Linked DNA regions of Mus musculus: region 1 is linked to region 2. Evidence: chromatin loops called from intact Hi-C (ENCODE). Cell type or tissue: left cerebral cortex. All regions are shown on one strand. Each heading gives the region's core, and the rest is flanking DNA. Links, peaks and the distances in the headings are about the cores only.

Evidence for each region. Peaks named below come from ENCODE experiments on the same cell type or tissue, not always from the same donor. Only the 100,000 strongest peaks of a DNase experiment are listed, where the experiment ranks them.
Region 1: a loop joins it to region 2, with 2.3 times the contacts of the local background. A loop is called at or near these places in 26 of 42 quality-filtered maps.

What each region holds. Positions count from the first base shown.
Region 1 is chr16:36,701,944-36,717,578 of GRCm38, reverse strand. It overlaps Ildr1 (immunoglobulin-like domain containing receptor 1), which reads right to left. Exons shown (of 8, transcript NM_001285788.1): 2 at 9,159-9,329; 3 at 7,951-8,100; 4 at 1,959-2,078; 5 at 1,326-1,472. Among named protein-coding and RNA genes, the nearest start is that of Ildr1, 16 kb to the right of the region's middle. In left cerebral cortex, for the core only: a CTCF peak has its summit at 6,584 (motif pointing right); DNase peaks (open chromatin) are centred at 7,939 and 8,086.
Region 2 is chr16:36,465,454-36,481,088 of GRCm38, reverse strand. No RefSeq gene overlaps it. Among named protein-coding and RNA genes, the nearest start is that of Stfa3, 18 kb to the right of the region's middle. In left cerebral cortex, for the core only: CTCF peaks have their summits at 7,695 (motif pointing left) and 10,804 (motif pointing right); DNase peaks (open chromatin) are centred at 7,400, 7,679 and 10,819.

The sequences.
Region 1 (15,635 bases), core at 2,737-10,736, 240 kb before region 2:
CACAGATCTGAAACCAGATTCAGACCACTGACCTTGACATCATAGATTAAGTTGGGTGTCTATCATCATAAGTAATCGTCATGTTTTCCTTTCAAACTTTCTTCTCCACATGGACCAAGATGGCAAGACTGGTTGTCTCTGGGAACTTGGCTTAGTCTTTTTTTTTTTTTTTAATTTCTCAGATATTCTACCACATGATGTTTTACATCATCAGGAAAAGGAAATATTACTTAAAACCAATACACTAAAAGAAAACTTCCAGTTACACGGTTGATTTGACTCCCATCTCGTTACACAGGAAAGAACTTTGTAGAACACTGCCTCAATTCTTTTGCTTTTATCATCTACTCTGCAGCTTTACATTTTAGGGTATATTATCATCTTGTTATATGTTTATTCTTGTGTATTTTGTGTGTGTGTGTGTGTGTGTGTGTGTGTGTGTGAGAGAGAGAGAGAGAGAGAGAGAGAGAGAGAGAGAGTTTTCTTTTTCTACCATGTGGGTTTTAACAAGTACTTTACCCATTAATCTATTTTGCTGGTCCAAAGTTTCTTTTAAAGGATGAAATTTCAGTTCAAAGAAAGCTCATACTAAGAGCCAAATTGTCTTCTCCATCTCCTTTTCCCTGCCACTAGATTCACAGAACCTGGGAATGTCTAAGAAGCACACATTCTTTGGCCCTACTCCCCAAGACCCACTGGCTGAGAAGCTGGGGAGGGGGCAGTAGTTAATGTTGACCAAGTCCTCCACATGATCCCAGTGTGAGCTTCAGTTTGAGAACTAACGTTTCAATACTTTTCCTATTGCCCTGCTCTTTTCATCCCATCTCTAAGTAGTGTTGTGAAAGTATAACAGAATAAGATACATACTCTGTCTCTGTCCCTGGTTTCTGAAATATAACTCCTAAAATCCTTGGGCCCTCAAGAAAGATGAATATCTTCCATGAACTAATTACATGACTGCTGGCTGGGGTCTCTAGAGAGCTTTGGGATGGAGACACCAAGGCATGGTTAGAGTGCTGGAATTTTCTATTCCACTTCTGACCTGGGAGAGGAAGAGTTGCTCAAATACACGAAAAGAAAATGATCCAACTCCATCTGTTTACTAAAAAAAGAACTCTATAGGTAGAAACCCTGTTATTGGCCACCTTCTTTATGAATATAGAGAGTTCTTGATCATCATTTACAGGTACAGCCCAAGACTTTTGAGCCTGTAAAGGAAGAAGGTATAAAGGAGATCCCAGAAGAGCCAGGAACTAACCTGAGATACTTGGGGTAAAGGGCACATGTACCATCATGACCAACCCACTGCCACTCTGTTCTCTCACCTTCCTCAGGGCAGCAACAGCGGGTAGGACAGCAGGGGCAGCGGATATAGCAGCAGCAATACTGCGGACAACACTGGCACCAGCATACACCAATCAGCAGCAGGAGTAGGAGGGCTCCAAGAATGATGAAAATCACTGTCAGCCAATCTGCCGTAGAGAGAAGCCAAAAGGGGAGGAACTAAATAAATCATCCGAGGGATGTCTCTACTCCAACTCTAGTGGTTTTCCACCTTCCTAAGCCGTGACCCTTTTATACAGTTTCTCATAGTATGCTGACCCCCAACCATAAGATTGTTTTCATTGTTGCTTCATAACTGTAATTTTACTACTGTTATAAACTGGAATGTAAATATCTGTGTTCTGCAGAGGTCTTAGGTGATCCCCGTGAAAGAGTTGTTCAATTCACAGGGTGAAAACCAGTAATCTTAGACACTAGTAAACACAACCATTGACCTAGTAAGGCCTAGTGACACACTGGCAAAAAAGTTTAGCTCTAGTAAGAGGCCATCAGAGGTCCCCAGTCCAATGACAGTAACACAGATCTGTTTGTTTCTGGCTTTGCTGCTATTGGTGGGTACTTTTGCAGGCAATATCTATTGGTGGCTGGCCCAGGGAGGCTGCAGCAGCACTTACGCAGGACAATGAGCTTCACCTCCTTATCTGGGTCTCCTGACGTGTCTCCTGGAGCCTCGATGGTACAATAGTATACTCCATGATCCCACCACATCACTTCATTAATCACAAGATCTGCTCCTGTGTAGGACAGAAGGGGAAAGTGCCAGTTACCAGGGCATGGTATCTTCAGGACCTCAGAATTCTGCTTTCTAAGAAGGCCTGTGGTAGATGACAAAGGGGTCCGAGATCCTTCCTCACACCTTCCCTTGTACCCCACTATTAGTTGATAAGGATCTAGATATGTGGTCTCATTCAATCCTCACCATATATCCCTATCTGTGGGTGAGGTAGAGATTCCTAGTTGGCTCTCACTGATGTTGCTCCCTTCCTCAGGATCATAGAATTGTTGGCTGTGCATGCAGCTGCTATAGTTTAAGTAAATAAATGCTCGTTCCCTTTCAAAATCATTCTAAAAGAAAGTTGTGGTTTTATCAGTATTAAGGAATTAGGACCTTGGTGGACTGTGTCCTGGAAGTTAAATAAAAATCTCTCTCTCTCTCTCTCTCTCTCTCTCTCTCTCTCTCTCTCTCTCTCTCTCTCTTTCTCTGTGTGTGTGTGTATGTGAGAGAGAGAGAGAGAGAGAGATTTAAAATTGTAAGTATAGCTAGGAGTGGTGGTTCACACCTTTAATCCCAGTACTTGGGAGGCAGAGGCAGGTAAATCTCCATGAGTTCCACACCAGCCTGGTTTATCCGTGTGCATAGCATGTTTCAGGACAGCCAGAGCTACATAATGAGACCTTATCTCAATAAAACAAGCACAAACAAACAAATAAACAGAAAATGATAGGTGTGGTCTCCTCTTGTGCTCTCTTCTATTGCTATGTGATGGTGTATCTGTAAGACCCTCACCAGACTTCTAGAAACATAAGCTAGTGCATTTCAACTGATTATAGTTACCTGGTCTCAGGAGCTCCATTATAACAGAGCATAAAATAGACTAAGACAGAGACCATGTAGAATAAAGTCAGTATTGCCCATCCTCTCTTCCACGTGACACAGCAGGAACTGTTCCTAAAAATGGCATGTGAACACTCTTCCCTTTCTTTATCTCTTTCACTTGTTCCCTGGGTGCTAGGGACTGGATACACTCTGAGTGTGTGTTTCATGTGTAGGAAGCTCAATCCTCAGTATGGTCTCTGGAAGAATTCTAGCCAGCTCACAAACATGACTCTGACAGGCCTTGCCCTTCTCTCCCAGTCCCTCTGACTCATTAAAGACCATTAGCTTGCATCCTTAAAGCTAACCACCAAGATCCATTTCCTTATTTGGTCACTTCCACATGCTGAGGCTGACTACCTAGGTCCAGCTAGTATTGAAAGTATTGAAGCCCACCAATCAAAAGCCCCCTTTGGGCTGGAGAGATGACTTGGTGTTTAAGAGTACCGGTTGCTCTTCCAGAAGATAGGAGTTCAATTCCCAACAACCACATGGTGTATTATAACCATCTGTAATGGGATCTGATGATCTCTTCTGGTGTCTGAAGACAGCTATAGTGTACTCATATACATTAAATAAATAAATAGATAAATCTTTTTCTAGAAAAAGTTCCCTTTGGCTCACCTAATCAATATGTCCAATTAAAACATAGGGTTTCTCATTTTACCTTTATAAATGGCCATTTGCCTATAGGTCCTGACTGTCTCCTCTCTATCCAGAGACAGTCCTTTGACCCTGTGAGACAAATGCCCTTCCCCCTCTCCTATGCCCCCTTTCTCCCCTCTCCTGTGTTCCCTTCCCTGTCTTCCTCTTCCTCTATCTCCTGTCTTTGTTCCTTATCTCTGCCCTCTGTCCTTCTGGGGCAAATACATCTCCTTTGTGCTGAGAACTTGGTCTTGGGGGTGTCTTGGGGTGACTCCATGGTTCTCTTTGGCCTTGTTGGAATGTAGTGGAATCTTTAATGGATGGAAATTAGGCCATTTGCCTATAGGTCCTGACTGTCTCCTCTCTATCCAGAGACAGTCCTTTGACCCTGTGAGACAAATGCCCTTCCCCCTCTCCTATGCCCCCTTTCTCCCCTCTCCTGTATTCCCTTCCCTGTCTCCCTCTTCCTCTATCTCCTGTCTTTGTTCCTTATCTCTGCCCTCTGTCCTTCTGGGGCAAATACATCTCCTTTGTGCTGAGAACTTGGTCTTGGGGGTGTCTTGGGGTGACTCCATGGTTCTCTTTGGCCTTGTTGGAATGTAGTGGAATCTTTAAGGGATGGAAATTAGAACAGTAATTAGGTCATTTGGCTGTGCTACCCTGAGAAGATATTAAAGTCATTCTTACGGCACACACACACACACACACACACACACACACACACAGCCCCCAGTAAGTTCACAATGGAATGGGTTGTAACAGAAGAACAAGAATGATTCTTTGTGCTCCTTGGTCTATAATTCCCATGTGAGCTCTGCTTCTTGTAAGCACTTCTATGATGATGTTCTCATAGTGGTGACCCAGCCATGAGCCTTCATGAGACCAAACCAATGGCATCATCTACTCTTAGACTTGAAGCAACCGAAGTGATAAAATAGATAAGCCTCTTTTCTTGGCAACTGCCCACAGGCATTTTATTCTAGAAGAAAAAAAAAAAAAAAAAAGAACCAAGACATCTAGAAAGAAGATGACAGTCTGGGTGCGCTGAAATGAACTTGGTCCCTGAGGATTTAGTGGAATGCAGCCATCAGCTTAGGTCTGGACTGTGTGTTTCCGATTTATACATGGGATCAAACTAAACCACTAATATTTCTGGTTTCTGCTTATTTGCCATCAAATGTAATACCCATCGTAAAGGTTACATGATTACTTAGCTACATTTCAGATAAGGAAAATGAAGGCAGAGAGGCTAAGGGAATGTACCAACAACATGCAGTCAGCGCTTAGCACAAGTGGATTCAATCCCATGACCATGCCACAGATTGATGCTCTTCAACACTAAGCCCTGCTTTCTTCTCCAAAAAGGCTAGAAAACTCCATAGTCTGGACCCATTGCCATTCCAAGATGAACAAGTCGCTCTGGTATTCTTTTTTTTGGGGGGTGTGTGGTCAAGACAGGGTTTCTCTGTGTAGCCCTGGCTATCCTGGAACTCACTCTGTAGACCAGGCTGGCCTCAAACTCAGAAATTCGCCTGCCTCTGCCTCCCAAGTGCTGGGATTAAAGGAGTGCGCCACCACGCCGGGCACTCGCTCTGGTATTCTAAGGGACAGCTTTGAACTTGAATGAGCACAGGAAATCTGCCCAGTATTTTCAGAGTGTTACCAGGAAAGGAAACAACATTCCCATGAATACCTGCTACCCAATTAAGATCAGCCAACGTTTAACATATACTTTCAATGTAAGCAAATTTGACCAATGTTCACTAAAGCCCAATTACTCAAATTGTTAAGTCAAACTCTGTGACAGGAGCTTTGAAAAGGAGCCAGCCCTTCTCCTGGCTGGCTTAAAAGCCAGTCAAATTCCCAAAGACATGGCTTGCCAGCTTATCTCAGAATTTAGAGATCAGGCCTCAGCATCATGGGTTTGCTCTTGCACAGTCGATGGTCATATCTGCAACGCATTCTTGCCTGTTTGTCAAGAAATATCTGCAGAGGAACTGAAACAAAAACGTGAGGTCACGCAAGACTGGGGCAGAGCTTGACTTCTGTTTCCTTCTCCTTTACGTCAGTCCTCGAGACGCACTCTTCTCCCCGTGACCGTCTAAACCCACCACTTATCCCATGAACAAGCTTAACCCTCCACCAGGTACTACGATGACGGTGCTCAGTGAGCACTTCCAATCTGATCCCACCATCCCTGGAGTCTCAAACGGTTTCTGAGACACAATAGTGTGGCAAGGCTCTTCAGATATGTTAGGGATTTAGACGATCCATGACTTTATTTGGCAGGATCCTCATAAACGGCAGAAACTCAGACATGAGAGTGTCAGAAAAATAAGGGTTCTGGGAAATCAAGATGAGCCTGGAAGTAGAAGTGAAACCCAAGGAAAACTACTATTTTCCCTTAGGAGAGAGAGAACAAGGTTGGGTGTGACCCAAACATGGTCAGGAGGAGGGGTAGTGAGAGGTGTCACTCACAACTACATACACACAAGAGCAGAGATGTCCTCCAGACTCTCCACGGGGAGTTCTCATCCTCCAGAAACTCTAAAGGAGGTTGGCTAGTTAAAGATGTGAGCCCAGGGCTCCGATCAGAGCCAATTCTGAGGAAGTAAAGCCAGCAAAGTCTTTAAGAGTGCACAGGGACACTAGGAGAAATGCAGACGGTCCCTAGGCGAAAAGTTCAAGGGCTGCCTTGTGGAAACCAGAGGATGAGTGTGAAGAGATCATATTTAAGTGTTACAAAATTAGAAGCAATGGTTAAGTTGACCCTTTAAATGGTTGTAAAATATTCACTAATTCCCTATACTGTTTGGGTACCACAAGTAGACGACTGTGTGTTTAATCTCTTATAACCAGCAAATATTTTTTAATATTTATTTTTATTATTTTTATTTGAGTGTATGTATGTGTATGTGTGTGTGTGTGCAAATGGGTTCACATGAAGGTATGTTTGTGCATGTGAGTGCAGTGCTGAAGAGGCCAGAAGAGGGCACTGGACTCCATGGAACTGGAGGTATAGGTGGTTGTGAGCTGCCTGAACATGCTGGGAACTGAGTTTGTGTTCTCTGGTTAACAAAATGAGTTCTGTCAGTCACTGAGTGAGCGCTCTGGCCCTACAAATATTTTTTTCTTTTGAATTTTTGATTTGTGTTTATTTATATAATTTGTGTGTATGTGTGTGTTGCTATATAGGTCTGTATACCACTTGAATGCCTGATGCCCAGTAAGTTAGATTCCCTAGAAGGAGAGACTGTTGTGAGCCACCATATAAGAGCTGGGAACTGAATCTGGGTCCTCTGGAAGAATAGCTAGTGTTCTTAGCTGTTAAGCCATCTCTTCATCCCCACAATTTTTTTTTTTTTTTTTGCACAGCACATAAAGCTCACTGCAATAGTCTCTGTGTTCTGACTCTATAACTTCATAGGAATCCAGGACGGCAGGCTAGGAGTGAGGGGTACTAGCCCATCCTGTGTACAGAAAAACACCCTGACTAGATAATGGAGCACCACTCCATGTTGACAGTCCAATATGTCACACTGTCACAATTCTCTGTGAGACGGGCTCTATAATCAGTCTCACTTAAGAGAACCAGAGGCAAACAGCCCAAAACCTGAAGGTGCTTGCCCAATTTCATGTTCCCTGTAAGTGCAGAACAGCCACCTCACCTGAATCCGGCTGTGGAGGGCTGCTTCCTGTGTCAGGTACAAAGAAAGGACCTGCTTTCGACCCAGCTCCTAGACCGTGCCTGCATTTTGTATTTAATGCAGTGTCGGGAGGGCCCCATCCTATGTGGACTCTCTCTCTCTCTCAGATAAGAGGAAAAAGGCAGAGAAAATGGCCGGCCTGTGGCTGGTAGCTCAGCTTGAGCGTGGAAACACATCGACGCTTACCCAGGCCAGTACTGTTTCCTCTACCCGGGGATGCAGTGGTCTCAAAGAAGCCACTTGCCCTCCAGCTCCCAATTCCGTTGGTATAGGTATGAAGAATGGCTGAGGGGACCTCAGGAACCTGGTGTGTGTGTGTGGGGGGGGGGGGGCGGTGAGAACAATTTCTAAAATTGCGTCAAAGGAGCCAGATCTGTATTTTAGCCTGAATCTCAAAAAAACAAAGGAACCAGTGACACCCTGACCTTTAACCAAGACTGTAGAACATCCTCTCATCCATAGACCAAGTTCCAGGGAAGTGGCTTTAGATGGTGGAAAACATTCTAAGAATCTGGCACTTGGCTTTAAACAACAGTGACCAGTTCAGTCATCGAGCCCCAGAAGATCAGGGGAATCCCTTGCTGACTCAGCCTGCCCTGCCCGGCCGGCGTCTACATCCTCCTAAACCCCTAGTTCCCCTGCCTCCTCCGCCATACTCACGGTTCTGGATGGTGATCTTGCGTTGCCGGTAATCCACCCCCAGCACGGGCTCACTCTGCCCACGCCGCTGCGCCACGATGCGAACTTCCCTCTGATTGTCACTACAGTCATTGGAGGGGTCCTGGCCCAGGGACAAAGCTGCCTGGTATGCTGAAAAGAGAACACCAAGTCACTCAGCATTCAGAGTCCGCGAGTCAGGTGTAGGATCTGACTTGTTAGTCCCGGCTGACCACTGGGAACTCCACTTGCATCGCATCGATAAGCCTCCAAGCCCCTTCTTGACTGCCCGGTTTCCAAAGCCTGTCTGCATTATTTACAAAATGCCCACGCCCAGTTTCTGTTCCAGTGGGGGTTCACTCTCCCAACCTTCACAACAGAGAATTCAAAGCTGTTCAATCTACCAGGTGACCAATACTTCCCGCTTGCTCCCTTAACCCAGAAGAATCAATGCCTCAATTTGGAAAGATTCCTTCGGTGCTAACATCAGACTAAGTGAGGAGACTCGGTGAGATTTTGGGGGGGGGGGGGGGTTCTGTCCAGTCGTACTGTAAAGCTTGAGTTGCCGGAGCCACAGTCGTGCCCTTACTTCCTGAGAACACCCACTTCCTTCCCCCCAAGCAGGCTGCCTTCTTGTTTGTACCCTCAAACTCTCTATAGGTCTAATCACCCCAAGCTGACTGTGGGGCTCCAGGTTCCTCTGATGCCGGAAAGAGGCTAGAAATGAGCATCTGGGAAGGAAGAGCCTGGAGGCAAGAGCCGGGGTAGTCCTTGCTGAGAAGCAGGACTTGGCTAAAGTTAAGGAGGAGCTGTACACCACTGTTGTCTGAGATGTCCAAAGCCTGACTGGAGGCAGAGAGCTCTCCCCTACCCGAAGTGTGACAGCGAGCTGGGGTCTTCCAAACAATGGTGGCTGACTTGAGGTCCCACATGGCTCAGAGCTGGTCTGTATGAGGAATGTATAGGAGGGACACAGGCTAGGTCTTTTATGTCTGAGCTGCCTGAAATGGTTTTAGGACAACATGGGGTAAACAAACTGACATTTGGCCTTGAACAACTCGTTGTGCAACCTGGGTTCAGCTTATCTGAAAAAATAAAGTGGCCCAGCAGGTTCTTCTCAGGATGACAATTAGTGATCTGTAACGAGCCCTAGACCCCAATGATAGCCCGCAGATGCCTGGGACTATGGGCAGAACAAGGGGGCTACTCACAGGCAGAGAAGTAGTCAAAGATGGGATCCTTGCAGAAGGACTTGAAGCGCCATGTCACAACCACGTCCTGGAGCTGGGCAGAGGTGGTGTAGTCACACTTGAGGGTAACGGAGGCAAACAGAGTAACATAGCGTTCTGTGTGCTGGACTGTGACTAGCAAGGACAGACACCCTGGAGGCAAGAGCAGGAGACAATGCTAAAGGTGACCTACTTTTGTTTGTTCCTGAGTAATAAAAGCCATGCAAATGAACAAAAGCTGCCCTGCAGCCTAGCATTGGCTGGGAGCTCAAAGACACAGGCTCCAGTGAGGAGTATACAGAAGGAAAGGACCCTAAGCACCAGGAGGTGTGGGGGAAGGGCGATGGGGGTGGGGTGGGGGTGGGGGGGGGAGTCAGGAAAACTTCCCAGAATTCACAGTCCACTAACACACCCAGCACCAGTCCAACAATAACCACACACCCATAGCAATAAAAGAACTGTATTTAAATAAGGCCACAGTTGAAGCAGAGTAGTAATCCAGTTAAAACCAGTTTCCCCCGTCCCTTCTCTTCCAAAAGTGGTTTCCCCTTTGAGGCCAGGCTCAGGTAGTACAGCCATTTCTTCCCAGAATTACAGCTGGGTGGGTCTACATTGTGAGACCTGTCTTAGGAGAGGGAGGGAGGGAGGGAGGAAGGGAGAGAGGGAGGGAAGAAAAGGGAAAAAATGGTTTCTCAGTTTCCTAAAAGTCAGACTATTATCTGACTAAGTGGTTCTCATTCTGTGGGTCCTGACTTCTGGGAATACACTGATATTTATTTACATTTTGATTCATAACAGTAGCCAAATTACAGTTTGACTAGGAGCTAGGTGACACACAGTCACCAGATGGAATGGTAGAGTGGTAAGATGACCGTCCACAGCCAGTATCTTGGAATGCTTCAAAGTTGCATTAGAAGGAGGTCTTCCTTGGAAGGTGGGGGTGGGTGGGGGTTAGTGTAGATCGACGGTACTCAAGGCTGTCCAGAGTTTCCAGTGCAGCAGGACTTAGGAGAGGCCCAAGAACTTACATTTCAAACAGATTTCCATGAGAGCAATAAGAAAAGCTGTATCCAGGAGATATGTAAGCTATTATGCCAGGGGGAACTCTGAGAACAGCTGGCATAGGCTATCTGTTAAAGGCTACCTCGCCAGGCTCTGGATTCAGACACAAATCACACCTAGTTCTTCACTCCGACACTAGAGGAACTTCTTGCTTAGTTTCTCTTTCCTCAGCTATTGAGTGGGGATCATGATAGCATCCTGTATCTGGAAACCCCCAAATCTGGAATGTTCTGGAAGCCTAACCTCGCTTTTCTTTTTTGTCATGTACATGTGTGGTGTGACTATCTGTGGACTCCATGTAGAGGAAGGGCGTCTTGTCTATTCCTCTCCGCCATGTCACCTTATTCCCTTGAGACAGGTTCTCTCACTATCCCTGGAAATTGCCATTTCATGGCACTTAACAACGCCCAGCAAATGTCTTCACCCTCCCCAGTGTTGGGGTCCTGCGTGCATGGACACACCTAGTTTTTACATGGATGCTGGAAATCTGAGCCCAGGTCTTCATGCTTTGTATAATCAACTCTCTTGCCCACTGAACCAACTCCCCAGCACCCGTAAAATTTTCTGAGTGCCAATGTGACACCCAAAGCATTTTCTTTAATTTTAGAACATCTCAGAGTTCACATTTTCAGATTCAGGATATTGAGCCAACAAAGACTACACAAACTTCCCCAAATTTGAAATCCCCAGTCTGTAACTCTTCTCACCCCAGGCACTTTAGATAAGAGATACTCAACCGGCACCGACTTTACCATGTCCTTGCAGAAGGCCAATCAGGGACTCCACTGCTCATGCTGCCCTCTTGCTCTCTCTAGCAGAGCTCGTTCAGTAGAGCCTTCCTTTCTGACTGAGCCATCCCTTTAGAGGGCAGCAAAGTGATCTTAACATCATCATCATCATCACCACCACCACCATCCTCCTCATCACCACCATCACCATCGGGGGAGGCAAGGGTGGGATCAGATGAATATTCTGAAGATTTGGTTCTCTCCTTCCACCTTTCTGTGGGTTCCCGAGATTGAATTTCTCAGCTTCATCAGGGTTGCATTGTTAACCTGCAAGCCTGTGTTCATTGAGTCATCCCTTGCCCCAAGATCCTGGATGGGCCTTTTTTCTTCTCCTTAAGAACATCACTGTTTTATTCAGTTCTACATTGTATACTAGTTTGTGCCATGTAATGACATCTTACATACAGTCAGTAGTATGCATATTATCGTGTTTAGAAAACTGGGATATTTTATCATGATAGCAAATGATGTAGAAACTTCCAAATTCAGCTTACTGCCATGTGTAGAAGACACTATGTCCTCATAGAAACTGCAGTTTATGAAGGAGAGTTAGCTCTATAACTTGACTTTCCACAAAAGACTCAAAGGTCAATTTCTGGACCTAACAGTGGGCTTTCAGGTGAACGGAACACCTCTGACCCTGGAAGAACCCGAGACTCACATCGCAGCATGATTCTACACTGACCACTTCATCTTTGGCCAAGGGTCTCCTAAGAGCTCCCAGCCTAGCTAACAATGGGCACCTTCTTCTGCATTTCTCACATCTCTGAGGAGACAGCAGAACACTGCTCAGGGCAGGCTCTGCCACTCAGATGTGACCTGGCCAGTCTGTGTTACCACCCTTTGACGTTAGCGGCGGAAGCTATGTATGAAGACTGTGCAGAGGCAAGAAATGTAAAGACTAAAATCTAAAGACTCTGGTAGGTTTTTAGACCGCATACCAGAAGCAGGGAGAGGGTAGGGCAGGGGTGGGCTGCTGCTTCAGGGAGGAAGGAAATGAAGGCGCTAAGCTGCTTTTCTGGAAGTTTTGCTGTTTAGGGAGCCTGGCGGGAACCAATCAGGCTGGAGCCTATGGGAGGCAAGTAATTAGGCAGGACAGGTGGTGAGTGGGTTATGGGTGTATGGGGTGGAGTCAGGACACATCTATCTTCTAGTTCAAGGATAATTACTGATGGCATCCCAGAAGAACAGAAGACCATGGGGGGAGGGGTGGGGTGTGCTCCGCTGTATTACTCAACCGTGAATGGAAAAAAAGAACATTTTCAGAATAAACCTTCAAGAGTTTGGTAGGAAAGAATCACCGGCCTTGCCAGCTGCAGGATTCTGAGACCCCGGGTCCGGCAGAATGGAAACGCTATGGCCTTATAGGGAGGGAAGACAACACAACGCTATTCTTACATTTACATAAAATGAGTCCTGCTCCTCCTTCCTCACAGCTGGGCCTTGAATGTTCTAAACAAACCCTTTGGCTTTGCATGGCACCTTCCAATGTTCTCTTTCACACACAAACACCTATGATCCTGGAAGGAGCATATGGACAACATGTGGACTGGTGGCTTGCCACGGTCACTCTGAGGGGCGCAGGGTCAGGAGTTTCTCTCCCCGTGCAGCGTTCTTGATGTACTTCCTTAGGTTAGAAGAAGAGGCGCTGGCAATCCCTAACTTCTCTATTTGGCTGAAGGGTAATTTGGTAGGGTGCAGCTCACTCAAGTTCCAGTTAGCTTTTGTGCAAAGACAGAGCACTTGGGAGAGAAGAATGTGTGTTTGCTGAGGGTCAGGAAAGGGAATTTGGTTGCAGCCAGAAGGTGCTCTGGGGAGAACTTTGAAGAATGCCGACTCTAAACCCTTGGAGGTAGAAGAATGGGATCATGGGTGATGGCCTTGATTACCAAATGCACATCTAGCTCCTCTTACATGAAAGCCCTTATTATGGGCAAGCCATAGATGGAGTGACCGAGTCACCTTTACCAACGTCAGTGATGGCTTTGTTGCCTGTAGACCGAGCCTCTCTATCACTTCATCCTTTGTCATTTTCAAGGCTTAAAGCATTTCAGATTTTCACAGGTTCTGAGCATTAACCTCATTTGTGCTTCCTCTCAGAGATCTACCAACCCCACAGTACCCCAATCAGACCATAGGCCTTTGCCTCTACTCTGCCACACACACACACACACACACACACACACACCCAGGGATGGTCGGGAAGTTTAGGAAGAGGAGATACCAGAACATTCTTGTACCTTTCTGTACTAGGCACCCAGTGATGGATAGATGGTCTTTGTTTCTTGCACTCATCTTCACGATAGGGATTAGCTTTGGTCATTCAGAGGGACGAAAGTTCAGAGGGTATAAACCCAGACCCATGTACCTATCAGCAAATATCTAATTAATAAGTATCAGTGATGGAATAAAACTCAAAACTACCATGTTTCCTAAACAGGCAGAGCTCCTCTTCCAAAGTGGACATCAGGCACTAGACCCCTATGAGCAGTAGGAGTTTCCAGATTGGGCCAGAGAGAAAGGAAGTAGTAATTAGTTCATCTCTAAAGCAAGATTGTCCCATCTTCCTTTTTCTTTAGCTTCTGACTTTTACTCTGCACAACAAACCACACGGGACATCCACAGAGATCCACACATGAGGCTTTTTAGGGTGAGACCTGAACAACAAGCAGAATCTGGGTTGGGAAAGTTTAAATTTAAATGAGAAATGTTCTCTTTATGGATGGCCTGGTTACCTGTTGCTGTTGTCAAATTTAGCACTGAAACCTTTCAAAGCTTTCTTTCTTTGTTTGTTTTTGTCTTGTTTTGTTGAGACAGTGTTTCTCTGTGGTATAGCCATGACTGTCCCTAGAACTTGCTTCATAGACCAAGGCCTCAAATTTGCAGAGATTTACCTGCCTCTGCCTCATGAGTGCTGAGATTAAAGGCGTGTGCTACCACACCGGGCTAAGTTTTCAAATTCTTGGCTTCCTTTCATCCTGGGACCCTTCCTATGCCCAGTCTGTCACCTAACACTCAACTGTCTCTGTCATTTTCTCTTGAAAACTTTAAAGCTTAGGGAGTCATTGCCTTTATTCCAAACCTAACACACCCATTCTCCCCCATTCTAGAGATCTGATGCATTATTTCTAAGCTATGGGAAATCAGACAATGGCATTATCTGCCTCAGAATAGAATGACAAAAGTCCCCAGTAAGCAAAGAGCTCAACATGTATCTTTTGGATTTATTTCATCTGACTCAAGAGTTTAATGTCAACCAAGACCAGAATGTTAAAGGAAATCCTCTAGAAAGAATTGAAATTATACAAATGTAAGCTATCACGATAGTCTCTGCCTTTGCAAAAGCAGTGGGTAGATTGAATGCTTTACACTCCATACCCCGGCAAACCCATTCACAGTTTGCCTTTTCTGTGAAAGAGGAAGGGAGTGGAGAGACCTGTCATTTAAGGGTAGAATGGAAACTTCAGATGAGCTATGAGAACACATGGGAAGGAGGGAAGGGGACGGGGGTTCTTTGTTTCCCGCCACCGGGTACTTTCCGAGACCATTTCGCTGTGCCAAGTGGGGACTGCCATCTACCCTAAAGTAAGAGGAAAGCAGACCAATGAAGGCACAGTATCTCACCAGCCAAATGCCATATATTCCCAAGTGCATGCAGAACATGCAATAGTTCTTAATTCAGTGTGGTACCAAATGGAAAAAGAGGTTGCAGTTTCTAAATGATGCCATCCATACAGAATAGAGATGGCACCTTTTCCTTTGAATCCAGACTTTATGGTAGGGGTTGGGGGGTTGGGGCTAGATGGTATTTCCCCTTCCACCCCATATAAAGTTCTGCTCGAAGGACATAAGGTATTGTTTGTATGTACTTGGGATGTCCCAAAGTACCCATGTGTTAAAGGCTGACTCCTGAGACGGTGAAAACACCGAGGAGAGGAAGTGAAGGTTTCCCACCACTTGGCCATGCTATCAAAGAGGGCAGACTAAGGGATGCTGGGATTACTCTCTTCTGAACCATCTCACTGCCAGGGGCTGAGTTACTCGGTTTCATCACAGTCGCACCTCAATCCTCAAAGCAACCCTGAGCTGAAACCTCCAAGCCTGTGAGCCAGTGCAAGCCTTTTCCCTTCCCAAGCTGAGTTTCTTTTGTAACAGCAATGCAAAGTTGACCCACACAAGGTAGTAAACAGGGACACAGAGCCCAGCTGGGGAGTATAAGGCCTGGTGCCCCACTGATGGGAGTCTGGTCGCTTGAGGGTTTGCAAATGCACACGCACCTCGGCTCCACTCAGCAGGTTAACAGAAAGCACACCAGCTCAATCTTATCAGAGTTTATGTCCGAGCAAGCAATCTCCGTGAGTGTATTTGCCGTCAGTACTCGATACATTCCCTTAGATAACAGAGCAAATATGACAGAAGTTGAAAGGAAAGGAACCAGCAATGAGCAATGAACTGGAAGGGACAGGGAACACTGGGAGAGAAGTGTGGGTGAGGAAAGTGGGTGGAGGAGGAATTCGGTCCACGCATGCAGAACTGGGCTGGGGGAGGTGAACTAAGCACCAGGCATCAGAGGAGACCGAGCATCTCCTGCACTGTCAAACTCAGTACT
Region 2 (15,635 bases), core at 3,239-11,238:
CTCCCCCTGAGAAGAAAAGGGTCAAAAGCGGGCCACCGACACATGGATTCCAAGAACTACGGGATGTTCCAGCCCTGGGTCATCACCGGTGTCCTGACCACACCCTGATACCACCAAGTTCCTGCTTCCCGGTGTAGCTGCCAAAAGAAAGAATTTCTATTGCCCCCCTTCCCATAAGTACTTCTCCTTTTGCTTGTATTGCCCTACCCCTCCCACTGATAATTACTTCCCCTTTTGCTTGTATTGCCCTACCCCTCCCACTGATAAGTATCTGTACTTCCCCCTTTGCTTGTGCATTTAAACCTTGGACCTTTCTCAATACATTGGGGTCTTGATACAACTTCAGAACGGTTTCCGTGTCGTTATTCGTACAAGACCCTCGTCTCTCTCTACCCCCCATTTGGTTCTTAGGAGGAGATCCCCTCGAGATCCTCGAATAACTGGACCTGCTGGACGGGTCACTATTCCATGGCAGAACATGTCACTCAGAGCCATCTGAACCTGTGTTCCCAGGCCATGATCACTCATGTGGCTCGCAATAAGGCACCCCCTATTCTCTTTGAAACAGGAGCTGTTTTATGTGAACAATATACAACCGCCTTCAAATGATGACCACCATGATCTGCCCTCAACAATGATCCTACCAGCTCACTTTAGCCTTAACTTTGAAATTCCCTTTTAGTAATTTTCTACTAATACCACACCCAATGGTTTAGAATCTCTACTGCTATTTGTTGGAGTTGAGTCCAACTTGGCAAAGTTTCCTTGAGGCTGTCCCTCTATCTATCACCAAGCCCCTAATACATTGAAACTCCAAGATGAGACCCCTGACATCCATAAAAGAGTTCATGGAGCTTCCATAGAAGTTGACCAGAGAGAAAAGATTGAATAATAGTTTGCTTTGAATTCTTTGAGACTATCATACATGTGTGATATAATGGGAACATATTCACCCTATCCCCCATTAACTATCCCTGGATTCCCACCAATATGTTTCCCTCCCAGCACCATGCCCTCTCCCTCCTCTTCCTCTCTTGAGAATGCCATGCTAGCTAGTTTTATGTCAACCTGACACAAGCTATAGGGAGGAGAGAGCCTCAGTTGAGAAAATGTCCCCTTAAGATCCAGTTGTAGGCAAGATGGAGGGCATTTTCTTAACTAGTACTTGATGGGGGATGCCCTAGCCCATTGTGGGTGGTGCCAGGCCTGGACTGCTAGACTTGGATCCTATAAGAAAGCAGGGGAGCAAGCCATGAGAAGCACACCAATAAGCAGCTCCCTCCATGTCCTTTGCATCAGCTCTTGGCTCCAGGTTCCTGCCTTGCTTGAATTTCTGTTCTGATTTCTGTTGCTGGTGAACAGCAATGTAGAAGTGTAATCTGAACAAACCCTTTCCTCCCCAAGTTGCTCAAGGTGTTTTGTTGCAGTAATAGAAACTCTAAGATAACTGTCATGCCTGAGTACTGTATTTGCATGCTTTTCACACCTTCTTTCCCTCCCTACCTCCGTGTGTGTGTGTGTGTGTGTGTGTGTGTGTGTGTGTGTGTGTTTAAAAAGATAACTAATGGACTCACAGAAGCTGTGATTAACTGCATAAGACCTGTACAAAATCAAATAAAGCCAGCCAAGATTCCAGCATGGATAAGGACCTCAAAACCTCATCTGTAACTAAGGAGCAATTGATAGTTGGTGCCTGCTGGGGGAGTGAGAATCCTTTTTCTTAGGGCATGTGGACACTGGTAGATTGCCCATGCTGCAGTGGATGGATCCACATTTCCACACACAGCTGCATCACTTTGTATTCATTATAAAAAACATCTAACAGATTGAAAGGATGGAGTAGGAACTGGAGGTATGAGTCCAGTTGGAGGTGTGCCTTCCCTGGAGGTGTGAGTCCAGTTGGAGGTGTGCCTTCCCTGGAAGTGTGAGTCCAGTTGGAGGTGTGCCCTCCCTGGAGGTGTGAGTCCAGTTGGAGGGGTGCCTTCCTGGAGGTGTGAGTCCAGTTGGAGGGGTGCCTTCCCCGGAGGTGTGAGTCCAGTTGGAGGTGTGCCTTCCCTGAAGGTGTGAGTCCAGTTGGAGGGGTACCTTCCTGGAAGTGTGAGTCCAGTTGGAGGGGTGCCTTCCTGGAGGTGTGAATCCAGTTGGAGGTGTGCCTTCCCTGGAAGTGTGAGTCCAGTTGGAGGGGTGCCTTCCCCGGAGGTGTGAGTCCAGTTGGAGGTGTGCCTTCCCTGGAAGTGTGAGTCCAGTTGGAGGGGTACCTTCCTGGAAGTGTGAGTCCAGTTGGAGGGGTGCCTTCCCTGGAGGTGTGAATCCAGTTGGAGGTGTGCCTTCCCTGGAAGTGTGAGTCCAGTTGGAGGTGTGCCCTCCCTGGAGGTGTGAATCCAGTTGGAGGTGTGCTTTCCCTGGAGGTGTGAGTTCAGTTAGAGGTGTGCCTTCCCTGGAAGTGTGAGTCCAGTTGGAGGGGTGCCTTCCCCGGAGGTGTGAGTCCAGTTGGAGGTGTGCCTTCCCTGGAAGTGTGAGTCCAGTTGGAGGTGTGCCTTCCCTGGAGGTGTGAGTCCAGTTGGAGGTGTGCCTTCCCTGGAAGTGTGAGTCCAGTTGGAGGTGTGCCCTCCCTGGAGGTGTGAATCCAGTTGGAGGTGTGCTTTCCCTGGAGGTGTGAGTTCAGTTAGAGGTGTGCCTTCCCTGGAGGTGTGAGTCCAGTGGGAAACATGCCCTCTTACCTTGTGCAAGAGCTCAGGTTGAACTCTGGGACAGCAAAAGAGGAAGGAAAAACAAAAGCTCTATCATGAACCTTTGAAACAAGAAGACATGAGGTGTTTACATCGAACCTACATTGCAAACAGGATATGTCACAGGGGAAGCTTTGGGATAAATGGCAGCCCAGAGGACAATAATCCCCGCACTAAGAGGGCTGAAAGGGGATGATGTAAGTTCGAGACCAGTAGGGGCTACAGGGTAAAGCCCTGTCTCAAAAAAATGGACTGGAAAGATAGCTGCTCTTCCCGAAGACCCTCGTTCAGTTCCCAGCATTCACACGGTGGCTCAAAACCATCTGTAACTCCACTTCCAGAGGACCTGACTGCCTCTTCCAGCCTCTATGCCCCCCCCCCCCACATGATTCACAGGCATACATGCAGGCAAATACTCACACACATGAAATAAACATAAATATATTTTAAAATCCACTGTCTTTAGGTGAACAGATTACTGCTGTCCTTCAGATGTCTCCCCCTGGATGTCCAAATTTAAAGTTACCATATGATCCTTGCAATGCCTCTTTCACTAAGCCTTGGATAGAGCTCAGCTCTTCCCACCCTTTGCTGAATTCCAGTATAAAACAAGCACCTGAGAGTACCGTGTGCTAAAGAATCTCACCCTTCCTAACGCTGTGACCCTTTGATACAGTCTGTCATGCTGTGCTGACTCCCAATCACAACATTATTTTCATTGCTACGTCATAACTGCAGTTTTGCCCCTGTTGTAAATTGTAATGTAACTAAATTCCTGTGTTTTCTGATGAGCTGAGGCGACAGGTCAGTGGACCCCCAAAGGTTGAGAGAACCGCCGTGTTAAAGTCCTAGTAAGGAGCTCCTAATTACTGAGTGGCCTGCAAAATGGCTCCCAATAGTGTCCATGTCCTGGCCCGCAAAGCCTGTTATGTTAATGGCCAGTAATGAGGTTGCATGTGGAATTTAGGTTGTTAATCAGACAACCCTGAGATCAGAAGTGTGTCCTAGGTTCTTTGGGTGGGCCCAATGTTATCTCCAGAGTCCTTTCACGTAAAAGAGGGAGGCAGGGAAGCCAAAGCCAGAATTAGAGAGACTTTGAAGGTGAAAGTGGCCATAGAGCAAGGAAAGCGGAAGCCAGGAACGAGGCTGGTTTGCCGGCCTCCAGTCTGCCGGCACTATGATGTAATCAAGCAGATCTCCAGATACGTGAAATGATGCTTCCGGGTCATGTGAGGTCTGGGTCTCAGGGTCTGTGGTAACACACTACAGCAACAACAGGAAACCATGACACTTACCCTTTCAGGGTCTTGGCTTCCTACTGTGTGGGAGGAGGTTCCCCGATCTGACAGTGTATGGTCACAAGTCTTCCTGAGCCATGAAAGATTTGTTCAAACCAAAAGACTGTGGGTTCAAACCACGGCCACTTCTGAAAAACCTCACATGCTGCTGGGAACTGGCAGTCACGAAACTAAACACTGCAAAGGTAAATCAGATAAATCCAAGATGCCAACACAGTTTAAAGGGCCACTGGCAGGCCTCCTTTAGAAGAGATACACACCTACAGAGACATACAATCACCTACCCTCTGAGTGCCAGAGTTAGAGGAATGGACCACATGCTCGTGTGTGTGTGTGTGTGTGTGTGTGTGTGTGTGTGTGTGTGTGTGTGTGTGTGTGTTTAATTCCTAGTCCCCACATCTACATCTTTAAGTGCAGGGAATTTGATGCCCTTTTCTGACCTCCTCAGGCCACCACACATATGCGGTACGCATCATGCACTCAGGTGCACACACACACACACACACACACACACACATTAAATATTTTTTAAAGATTACATATTAAGGCTATGACTATTTTAGAGTGGTAGCACACTTGACTATCAAGTGTTATGCCTTGGCTTAATCTCCAGCATTGTCAATTTTCTTTTTTAAAAATAAATAAAATAAAAGGTATTTCTAGGTGACATGAATCTAAAGGGACTCAGTGTCACCAAATGTGGCTTGTTGTACTAGAAATGCAAATGCAGTCTTAAAAGGGTTTTTTTTTTGAGATTTTATATATTTTATTTTAATTTATGTATAGGGTTTTTTGCCTGTATGTGTGTCTGTGCACTGTGTGTGTATATAGTGCCCTCAGAGACTATAAGAAGGTTATAGATAGCATGTTAGAGAATTAGAGAGTTGTGAGCCGCTATGAGGGTGCTGGGAATTGAACCTGTGTCCTCTGAAAGAGCAGCCAGTGCGCTTAATGGCTGAGCCAACACTCCAGCCCATAAACAGAGTTTTATAAGAAGTTTAGGAAGTGTCGTGAATTCTCTCATGGTTTCAGAAAACTGATTGTGTGGAAGAATGGCTTTGTCCTTAAGAAATGCATGATGAACAGTTTCAGAAAGAGCTGAATAAATACTAAAATATATATCACAGAAATTAATAATTGTTTGATCTACACGGTGGTTCAGTGGTCTTTGTTGCATAGTCTGCCTGGGTGTTTGGAAATTCTACAATAAAAACTAGAGAGAAGGGAATGGAGGAGTGGCTCAGAGGTTAGGAGGTCAGAGGTTAGGAGGTCAGAGGTTAGGAGGTCAGAGGTTAGGAGGTCAGAGGTTAGGAGGTCTATGACTCTTACAGAGGACCAGGGTTTAGTTCCCATCACAAGTGTCTGGCAGGTTACAATCACCGTAACTCAAGCTCCAGGGCAGCTGACACCCTCTTCTGGCCTTCTCAGACACCCATGTGCACACACGCACACAAATGAAAATAAAATAAATCTTAAGAAAAAAAAACTGTGGAATATGAAACATATAAAATAGACTTATATGAAAACTTAAAAAGTTAAATTTTTAAAAAGCTAAGGGAATTTGTTTCTAAAACTATTCATAGGTACTTATTAAACTCTTATTCCAAATTTTACATTTTAGTTTTAAATTCCTTCTACAGAGTTTTCTTTCTAAAATTAATTGCATCCCCAACAGAGTAAAAAATTAGTAAATAAAATTAATAGTATTGTTGGTGACATAGTTCAGTGGTAGAGAGCCTGCCTAGTACATCTAAGTTCTAACACCAGTCCTTCCCCCACCAGAAGAAGAAGAAGAAGAAGAAGAAGAAGAAGAAGAAGAAGAAGAAGAAGAAGAAGAAGAAGAAGAAGAAGAAGAGGAGGAGGAGGAAGAAGAGGAAGAATAAGAAGAACAAGAGAGAAAGAGAGAAAGAAAAAAATTAATTGCAGTAGTTCAGATTTTGGCAAATGTAAACTAGCTTTAGTGCATTTCCAGTTAGAAAACTCACAGCATAGGATGACGTCACTCTCTGAACCAAGGGAAACGGTTTCCCTCTAGATGAAGCCCAGTTTGGTAGAGGGGGGATTTTTGCTCTCAGCAACCCATAGATTTCATTTCTTGATTTTGCCAACAAAACAGATAGAAATGAAACTCTAAAAATAAAAAATGGAAACTTATGGACAAGTGATAAAGGCAATCAGGACCACTATTACCTATATGTCAACATCCCATACACCACAGGAGACAGACAGCACAAGAAGTTAGTCATCAACTCTAAAGGCCCAGAGCTAAGCCACCTCCTTCTTACTAACATATCTATAAGAAGCTATAACAGGGAATAAAGGATAAACATTCTAATTAGTCTAAGATTAAGAATTGGTTAAAAAATATAAGACACATAGACACAAGTTTCTTTCTAAGCTTTTTAAAATATCTGATTTCTATTTGTATTAAAACAACAGCCAGATGTGGTGGCACACTGGGCTGGAGAGTTGGCTCAGCTTTTAAGGACGTGCAAACACCCCAGTGCAAACACCTCATCTGGAACTCCAGTTCCAGGAACTCCGACACCCTCCTCCCATCTCTGCAGAGCTGAGTGCATATGTAGCGTGCATATATATATATGCACGTATAGGCAAAACACATATACACATAAGATAATAAAGTAAATATATCTAAAAAAAAAGTTTGAGTTTCTGTGCCTGGGTTCAAATAATAATTAATAGTTTAATGTTTAAAATGTTCAATCAGTGTTTTAAGTTAAAATACAGTTAAAATCTGCACTGTCACCCCCTGGCGATGGGCAAAAAGACACCTTTGGTTATGTTCTTCTATCAGTCAGGGGCAGAGCTGATGGCAGTCCTTTGTTCATCCTAGCTTGATGCCCGGTTTGGTGGGCAAAGCTGTCTTATGCCTAGGACTCATAAAATCCAATCTAATCCAATCCAACCCAGGCAGCCCAGCGTAGGAGGAGAAAGACAGACAGAAACCTGTGGTCCTCCATGCCACCCATGGACCCGCCCTGCCGCGCTCAGCAAAGGAGGGCCATGGACGCCACTTGCTGCCCCACAGCGGGAACCATCACACTGTGCCAGCATGTGGTGGTCAGACAAGAGAGAGAGAAGTGGAGCAGCTTGGGCTATGAAGGGAGATGGAACTGGACACTCGAGGATGGAGAGGAGTAGCCTGTTGTGATTGGCCAGCCCTGTCACCTGAGACCACAGTGAGGTCCCAGCTCGAGCTGCCTCTGAGGGTCATGTCTGAGTCCATGGCTATATAGCAGCAGGGGTCGGGGTGTCTGTGTCTGTGTCTCATATTAACAACTAGAGAACGTGGGGGCTGTTCCTGGTAGGGGCAGCTGCCAGGGAACACATGGATGTCTAGAGGCTGTGCAAAACTCCCACCCCAACCCGCACCCACCACTGGATGTGACACTCTGGGGAACTTGCCCCATCTTTCACCGGTGGCAGCACTCAGGAGAACAGATCCTGTGTGTTATTTTGGGTAGGATTTGCAAGGCTAAAGGGCAGATATGAGGGAATGGAGGAGACGAGCAAGACTGGTGTGCATGTTGTGAAATAAAGAATCAATAAAAACTTTTTAAAAAAAATCTGAACTATCATTGACACAAAAATTAATTTAAATGGGCGGTAGAAACCATAGCCAGGAGCTCTGCTGCCACCTCGTGGAGCTTATGTGAATTGCAGGAGAAGCCTGCGAAGAGTGGAGAAATTCCTTCAGTTTTCCTTTCAGAATTTTTATTTTGTACTAATACATAAAAATTTTATTTTTCTTGTTAGGATAAAAGTAAATATGTAAGGAGAGGAAGGGAGTGGTAAAGAATGGGAATAAGAAGAGACAAAGAACAAAACCTAATAAAAATACACAAAAGGCATGAACAAATAATTTGCCATTCCATGAGAGAAGAAACATCTGTTTAATGAGCAGGTTCCTGTCTAGATGGGCTGCAAGCAGACTTCTACAGTCACTGCTCTGATTTTTTTTTTATTTTGATACAGGGTCTCTCTATATAGCCCTGGCTGTCCTGGAACGTAATGTGTAGAAGAGGCTAGCCTGGAACTCAGAGATCATCCTGTCTCTGCCTTCCAAGCACTGGGGTTAAAGGTGTGTGCCACTACTGCCTGACTTCACTATACTACTTTTAACAAAAAGACTTAAAGTGGCTGGGTAGATGGCTCAGTAGGTAAAGCGGTTTCTGCGCAAGGGTGAAGAAGACCTGCTTTTAAATCGCCAAAACTTTTGTAAAGGCTGGGTATGGTATCACATATATAATCCCGATGTTTCTGCAGGGAAGTGGGAGCTCGCTGGGCAGCTGGATTCCCATGCTCAGAAAGAAAACAACAGACACCTGACTCAGAACAGTGTAAAAATCAAGAACTAAGAGTCAGGGTTTTCCTCCGCCCTCCACACCCATGCTGCCGGGACTTCTGGAGAGTCGTCAGGGCCTGAAAAGAGAAACAATAGCAAGCTTCAAGACCTTCTGATGCAGGCTGTTTTAAACCATCCCTGTGGTGTACCTGGCAAAAATGGAATAGGTAGGAAGATTGTGAGACTCCAACTTGTAACAAAGTCAGACTACAGCTTTCTAAGATACAGCCATTGAAACTAGGGAGACACACCCGCCACCCCACCCCCACCCTCCCTCCCCCGCACTGCAATTTTCCAGCTTGTGCTTTGGCTTTGTACATAATAAAGTAAGTATATGGGCTTATCTTTGGGGAGAAAAATAAATTAAAAAGTCTTTAAAATACAAAGCCTCTTCTTAGCTCAAGGGGTATTTAAAAATAAAGACCTGAACTAGATTTAGCATGTGATGCCCCAGGGCTGACAGTTCTCTAACCCCTGCTCCATCCTGCTGTCTCTGTGGCTTAATTGCTATAGTTTTCACTGTTTAAGAACATGTGGATTGGACTCCTTTTACTGCATCTGCACCTTATTTTCCATCTCATTTTTAAGTTCCTATTAGATAAGAATTAAAAAGACAGCACATAGCTGCTATTATTCTTACAGGGTTACCTTAATTCCCACCCAGGACATCTGAGAGTCTGAACATCTTATAGGTATTTAGGATTGAATTTCCAGTGGTAAAACCCTTCTTTGTACTGTTGAAGAATATATGTTTTCTAGGAACTGTGTAGAGGAGAATAACTAATTAGCAGACTTCTCAGAACAATAAGTTCCAGGTAAGATCTCTGGCAGACTTCCCCTCAGGTCTGTCTTTCTACATCAGTGGTTCTCAGCCTGTCGTTTGCAATTGCTCTGGGGGTGGAGGGGTTGAGTGGCCCTTTCACAGCGTCACCTGAGGCCATCTTCATATCAGACATGGACTGTAATGTATTTTGTAACAGTATGGATTAGCAACAAAAATAATTTTACGACTGGAGGGTCACCACAATATGAGGACTGTTTTAAAGGGTTGCGGCATTAGGAAGGTTGAGAACTACCATTCTATATGATCAATATGCAAAGTATGAAAACGATCATGATCCGTATCTTGCTCTTCACTCTTGTTTGTCAGAGACCACGAGATCCCCACCTTTCAACAGAAAGCTGAGCTGTCACACGGTACACGTGGTTAGAACAGACACAATAACAAGACGGCGGGAGCTTACACTTCCCACGAGAGTGTGTAAAATGTCTACATTATAGGCAGGTGGAAGCTAGCAGTGACTAGGGACATGGTACAGTTCCTAAGAGGACAGAGGGACTGTAAATGTCCCATCTCCACCGAGCATCTTTCACTGTTAAGGGGCCCTTGTTAGGAAAGAGGAGCCCTGTGGTTGTGAGCACTGAATGCCCCTAATGAGATAGAGCCTTGACGCTTCTGGCGACAATGCCCCTCCCCTGGGCCAGCCGACCCAGATTCTCTGGTTTAGCTAGGACCTTTGTTCCCTCCAGCCCTCAGAGATTTTTGTACATTTGGCCATTTCTTTCCCCTAAACTGAGGGAAATATTTTCAAATTCCATTGTCATTTCAAGCAGACCTCTTGAATGCGGCTTCCTCTCTATTCTAGATTTAATCTCCCTCCTTTTTAATGTGTTCTGGTGTTTTATCTGCATGTATGTCTTTGTACAAATGTTTGGTCCTGAAGTTACAGACAGTTGTGAGCTGCCATGTGGATGCTGGGAATTAAACCTGTGTCCTCTGGAAGAGCAGTCAGTGCTCCTAACCACTGAGCCAGGTCTCCAGCCCCGAGACTCCTACGTGGAATCAGAGTCTCTGTCTTTCTTACGCAGAAACAGAACATCTGTCTAACTGCTGTCTGATACATAAATCCCTCTCCTCAAACAATGAGGACAAGCGGAACACAAATGTGAAAGGAGAAGATGCCACAGAAAAGTCAAAGGATAAAATGTCAAGTTGTGAAAGAATATGTTAAGAACGCTGCCAATCAAAACAATAAAGGCAATGTGAACCACGCAATCATAATTTCATGCTAGCCTGACACCAGCCCCTCAGTGTTTAGAGGGGATTGACCCCCAAGACTTCTGAGCACTCCACAATCTTTAGCTGCTCAAGACATTTACATGAAATGACCTAGTATTCGTATGTTTCACACAAACCCTCCCATAGACATTTAATCATCTCCAGATTATGTTACTATCTAATACAGTATAAATGTTATGTAAATCATTCTTATAGTACTTACAGAAACATAATTTTTAAAAAGTCTCAGCATGCTCAGTACAGTGTTGCTTTTCCAAATATTTAATTTTATTTTTATTTATGTGTGTGTCCATGTACCAAATTCGTGCAATACCCAGAGAGGCCAGAAGAGGGCGTTGAATCTCCTCAATTTGCCATGGCAGGTTTTTGTGTGATACCCTGGAATCCAAACCCAGGTCCTCTGCAAGAGCAACAAGTCCTCTTAACTACTGAGCCCTCTCTCCAGCTCCATTTCCCAAATCTTTTTTTATCTAAAGTTTGTTGAATCTATATATGTAGAACCTGAAGTCAAGAAGGGTCAGTAGTACTTGGATGCATTAAAAAAAAAAAAAAAAAAAAAAAAAAAAAAAAAAAAAAAAAAAAAAAAGAGGCTGGAAATCTCCCAGCAGAATTTAGAAGGAATGTTTATGTTTCTTTCTCTTCATTTTTAAAAAATATACATCTCTGCAATGTTCATGATATCTTTATAGTCTGAGAAATAAAGTCATTGGGTGGAGTTGTTATTGTTGCTGCTGTTTGGGTTTTAAGACATTTCATGTAGCCCAGGCTGGCCTTGAATTTACTCCGTCGTAATCTTGAGCTTTTGGTCCTCCCGACTGTCTCCCAAGCAGTGGAATCACAGGTCTACCACAGTTGGTGTTGTGCTGGGCCGGAGATGAGACCTATGGCTTTCTGCACGCCAAGCAAGCACTCTGCCAACTGGGCCACAGTACTAGCTCCTAAACAATTGCTATTTCATATTTTATTGTATTTACCGCAGGGAGGGAGGGAGGGAGGCATTCCTGTGTCATGACACATGTGTGGAGCAGGGTAAGCTCTTTCACCTGCTAAGCCATGGCTCTGACCCAAAAGTACTGTTATTTAAACAGCTGATATGACTCAGCCCAGAAAGACACTCGCAGCCTGATGACCTTAGTGACCTGAACTCACACGGTGGAAAGGGAGAACCGAACCGTTCAAGGAGTCCTCTGCCCTCCCCATGGATGCCACGGTGAGTTAGTGTGTGCACGCTTGCTTGTACAAACACACAAATACACACAGATAAATAAGTATAAACTTAAAAATAAATAAATACAAGGCTAAACATAGTTGGTCAAGGTGGCTCGTGCCTACAATCCCAGCCCTTGGGAAGCTGAAAGAGGAGACTCACGAGTTTGAGACTAGGCTATGGAGCAAGTTCAGAGTAGCCTGTGCTACACAGCCATAACTGTCTCAAAACAAACAAATGGGGGCTGGAGAGGTATGCCAGCAGTCAAGTGTTCTTGCAGAAGACCCAGGCTTCAGTTCCCAGAACCCACCTGGAGGCTCATCACGGTCTGTAACTCCAATTCCAAGGAATCTGGCGCCCTCCTGTGGCCTTCACAGGCATCACACATGTGACGTACTTCCAGACATGCAAGCAAAGCACTCATGCATATAAAATATAAATGAAGAAATTTTCAAAAATAACTAAGCAAATAACAAACTAGTCTAAAGGACTTGCTGAGGTTTTGATTTGTGTAGTATAATTTAATTAAGAGGTTTTTAAAGCACAGACCAAGGATCCACAAAACCATCATTAGGAACAGCAACCACGCTAGAGACCCTCTCGGACTGTGGCTGGACATCCTTGTTCCTCAAATAAAACCTTCATCATACTTCAATTTCCTGGTTGTCCTGTGGAAAATTAACATAAGCTGTAAGTCACTGACACATTCATTTCAGACCCAAAGGACACTACTGTTTTCTCTTCTCCCACAAAACAACAGACTGACTCATGATCTGTGTTTGACTGATGGGTCAGTGGTTTGGTGTTTGGGTTTGTTGTTGTTTCTTTGTTTTGCTTTTGGTTTGTGTTGTTTAGTTTTAAGACAGGCTCTTACTACACAGCTCAGGCTAATCTCACTATACGCCCCAGGCTGGCCTCAAACTCAAGTGCTGGCATTACAGAACGTGCCACCATGCCTGGCTCTAGATTTGTCATGTAGGCTGGCTTCCTGAGAGTCTAAGCCATCAATTGTCTGGTGTGACTGCCTACAGATTTTATCCTGCCTGGCACCACCCCACACCTCCAGGCTTTGCTCACACTCCCCACCCTGACTTCCCTGGAAAGTCAACAGATGCCCTGTCTTGCTCAGTCTTGTAGATAAGATAAAGCGGTGTCACTGTGCCCAGAGGGAGACATGGCAATTGATACCCAACATAACCAGAAAACTATGAGTTATGAGAACTCTCCTGTCACTGATGAATCTGGCCTTCGGCAGCTTGTTAATTATCTGCATATGTCAGCATTTTCCACTGGCCCTGGAGTTAAAGTGTGATCTTTGCCAGGCATCTCTCTGTCTCTGTCTCTGTCTTTCTCTGTCTCTGTCTCTCTCTTTCTGTCTGTTTCTTTCTCTCTCTGTCTCTCTGTCTCTGTCTCTCTCTCTTTGCCTACTGTGATTCAACCAAGAGCTGTAACCTGGTTGAGGTTCTTTTTAGACAGACCCCCTCCCACTCTGAATTGCCCCCAATCCTCAATGTTGCTCGAAGGGGCTCTAGCCATTGCTGACTTTTGGTTAACCTTAACTTAACCTCCCAGATTTTAACCACTCATGTCTTGCATCCATTCATTCAAGTATTGACTGTCTGAAATATGTGAGATGTCTTCTGAACCCTGAGTATGAAATGTGAACAAAACAGATGCATTCTATCTGTGGGTTAGACAAAAGGAAAGACAAAGGTCGAGGGGAGCAGAGTGGGGTTGGGATGGCAAAGAGTTATTCCACTTGACTATGGGAAGAATTGCTAAATATCAGCAATCACAGGAGTCTACTTCAGAGACAGACAGTGGAGGAAGGGGATGTGACCTGAGGAGATGGCATTTCAGCCTAAATGGGGGCTGCCAGAACAAAGAGCCACAGACCAGTGCCTGAGCCACCAAGGAACACCACCCAGAAGTTCTAGAATCTGAAATCAGGGTGTCTCCTCTCTTACTGCTTTTCTCTTAGGTTTGACTCATCTACTTCTTGATACCTCCATGTGGTTTTCCCTTCCCTGTTATATATGAAGGTGCTGGTTATATTGGATTAGGACTCACCCTAATGACTTCTTTTAATTTAATTGCCTCTTCTCCAAATAGAGCCACCTTCAGAGATTCTGGTGGTCCCTTGCAAGGACTCAATTCAGGCCATAGTGGACTAGAAGGATAAAAAGGTATCAGCCAGGTATACAGAAGTACAGGCAAGGGTGTCCAGCATATGCAGAGGGCAAGACAAAGGGCCTCTAGGAAGCTGCACAGATGTCAAAGCAGCTTTAACTGGCTGCCACTATGGACCAGTAGATGAGCTCCATTCTCAGGCCAGGGCCAGCAGGTCAGCCACCGATGCACCATCTGCTCTTAGCTCGCCTGGTGCTACCCTCAGCAACCAGTCACCCGTGTGGCTGTGAACTCCAAGGAGGGGCACACCCTGGGTCACAACATCACTAGGGGCTTCAGTGGAGCCCACAAAGCTTGACACCACTTCCCAGAAGACATAGGGAGCCCCGCTGGTGGAGAAGCCTGCTGACAGCCCTGTCTTTATTGAGATCAAAGCATTTCTAGAGTGTGTCCAGATCTGGGGTGATGTTAGGCTCTTTGAGGGTCTCAGTGAACTTCTGAAGTAGTATGGACTCAGAAATGGAGTAACCTCATAGGGAAATCAGCTCTGGCAGCCGGGTTAGTTTAGCATAAAATCATAACTGACTGCATGAGAATCCTCAGTAAAACTCTTATTATTATTAGCAGCTGTCTATCAGTGCCCAGGGAAGAGCCTTTCTCACTAGGTAGTTTAGAGATGTGTGGAGTTTAGGTTTAACTAGTGTTTACTTAGTGCCCTTAAACTAGCTCCATGATGTTTTTATTTGTGAGTGATTTTATCCTTCGGGTACCTGGAAGGTCACAGTTTGCCAGGAGAATTGTTTTGACTATGAGTCCAGCCTAGATTGCTTAGCGCCTAGGTGAGTCCCTGAGCTAAAGTGAGACCTTGTTAAAAAAAAAAAAAAAAAAAAGTGAGACTTTCATCTTAAAAGAGTTGTGGAAGCCTATCGAAGGCTGTTAGTTTAGACAGTGGTTGATCTGTGAACTTGCTCACATGTTTGATAAGTAACTGTGATGTTGATAGTCTAGGAGCTTGGCTGGAGTCACAGTTCAGAAAACAATCTGCATGGAAGAGATTACAGTCAGTTCCTAGAGAGGAGATACGTGTAATAGACAGAAAATTATAGGGGATGAATGAGGTAATAGAGCATGCATGGTGTAAGCCAAGACCTAGGGAAACCAGAGAATATATGGAAAGTGTTGGATTTGAAAGAAAGCAGAATTGTAAATTGATGGAAGAAGAAGGATGCTATCCTCGGGCAGGGGGCAGAGGAAGGGAGATGCCGTGATGGGGGTGAGGTGTTGAGGACAAAGGTGGAACCAAGGAAGAGGTGAGATACCACGTGAGCTGGGAAGGATTTCTGAGGGATCTCTGGTTCAAAACGACCCTTGAGTACTTGAACCGTACTCTCAGAATTTGAAATAGATTTGATAGGCAGCAGAGGCACCCATCCCATAGAGAAATATGTTTTTAAGTTTATGAGAAATTGTGGGTTTTAGGGGAAATTAGATAGATGGGATACAGCCAGGAGGTGTGAGTAAGGATGAGTAGGGAGTGGCAAATGCTTTGATGAAGAAAGCAGAGACCGGTGAAGTAGAAAGACCTTGTGAAATAGGGGATGAGTTTGAGCCATGCCTGACAACACTGCCCCGGGGTATTTGTGCAACAGCTTTGAAGTTGGAGGTTTCTAGACTTTCCATAGCTGCAGCCTTGTGCAAGCTCTCATCCGCTGTTGATCACAGGGCAAGGCTAAGATCACCCACTCTCTGTAAGGATGAAGTATGGGTCCAAGGAGAGAAAAGTTTGGATATTTAATGCTGCCTTTCTTTCTTCCCACTGCCTGGG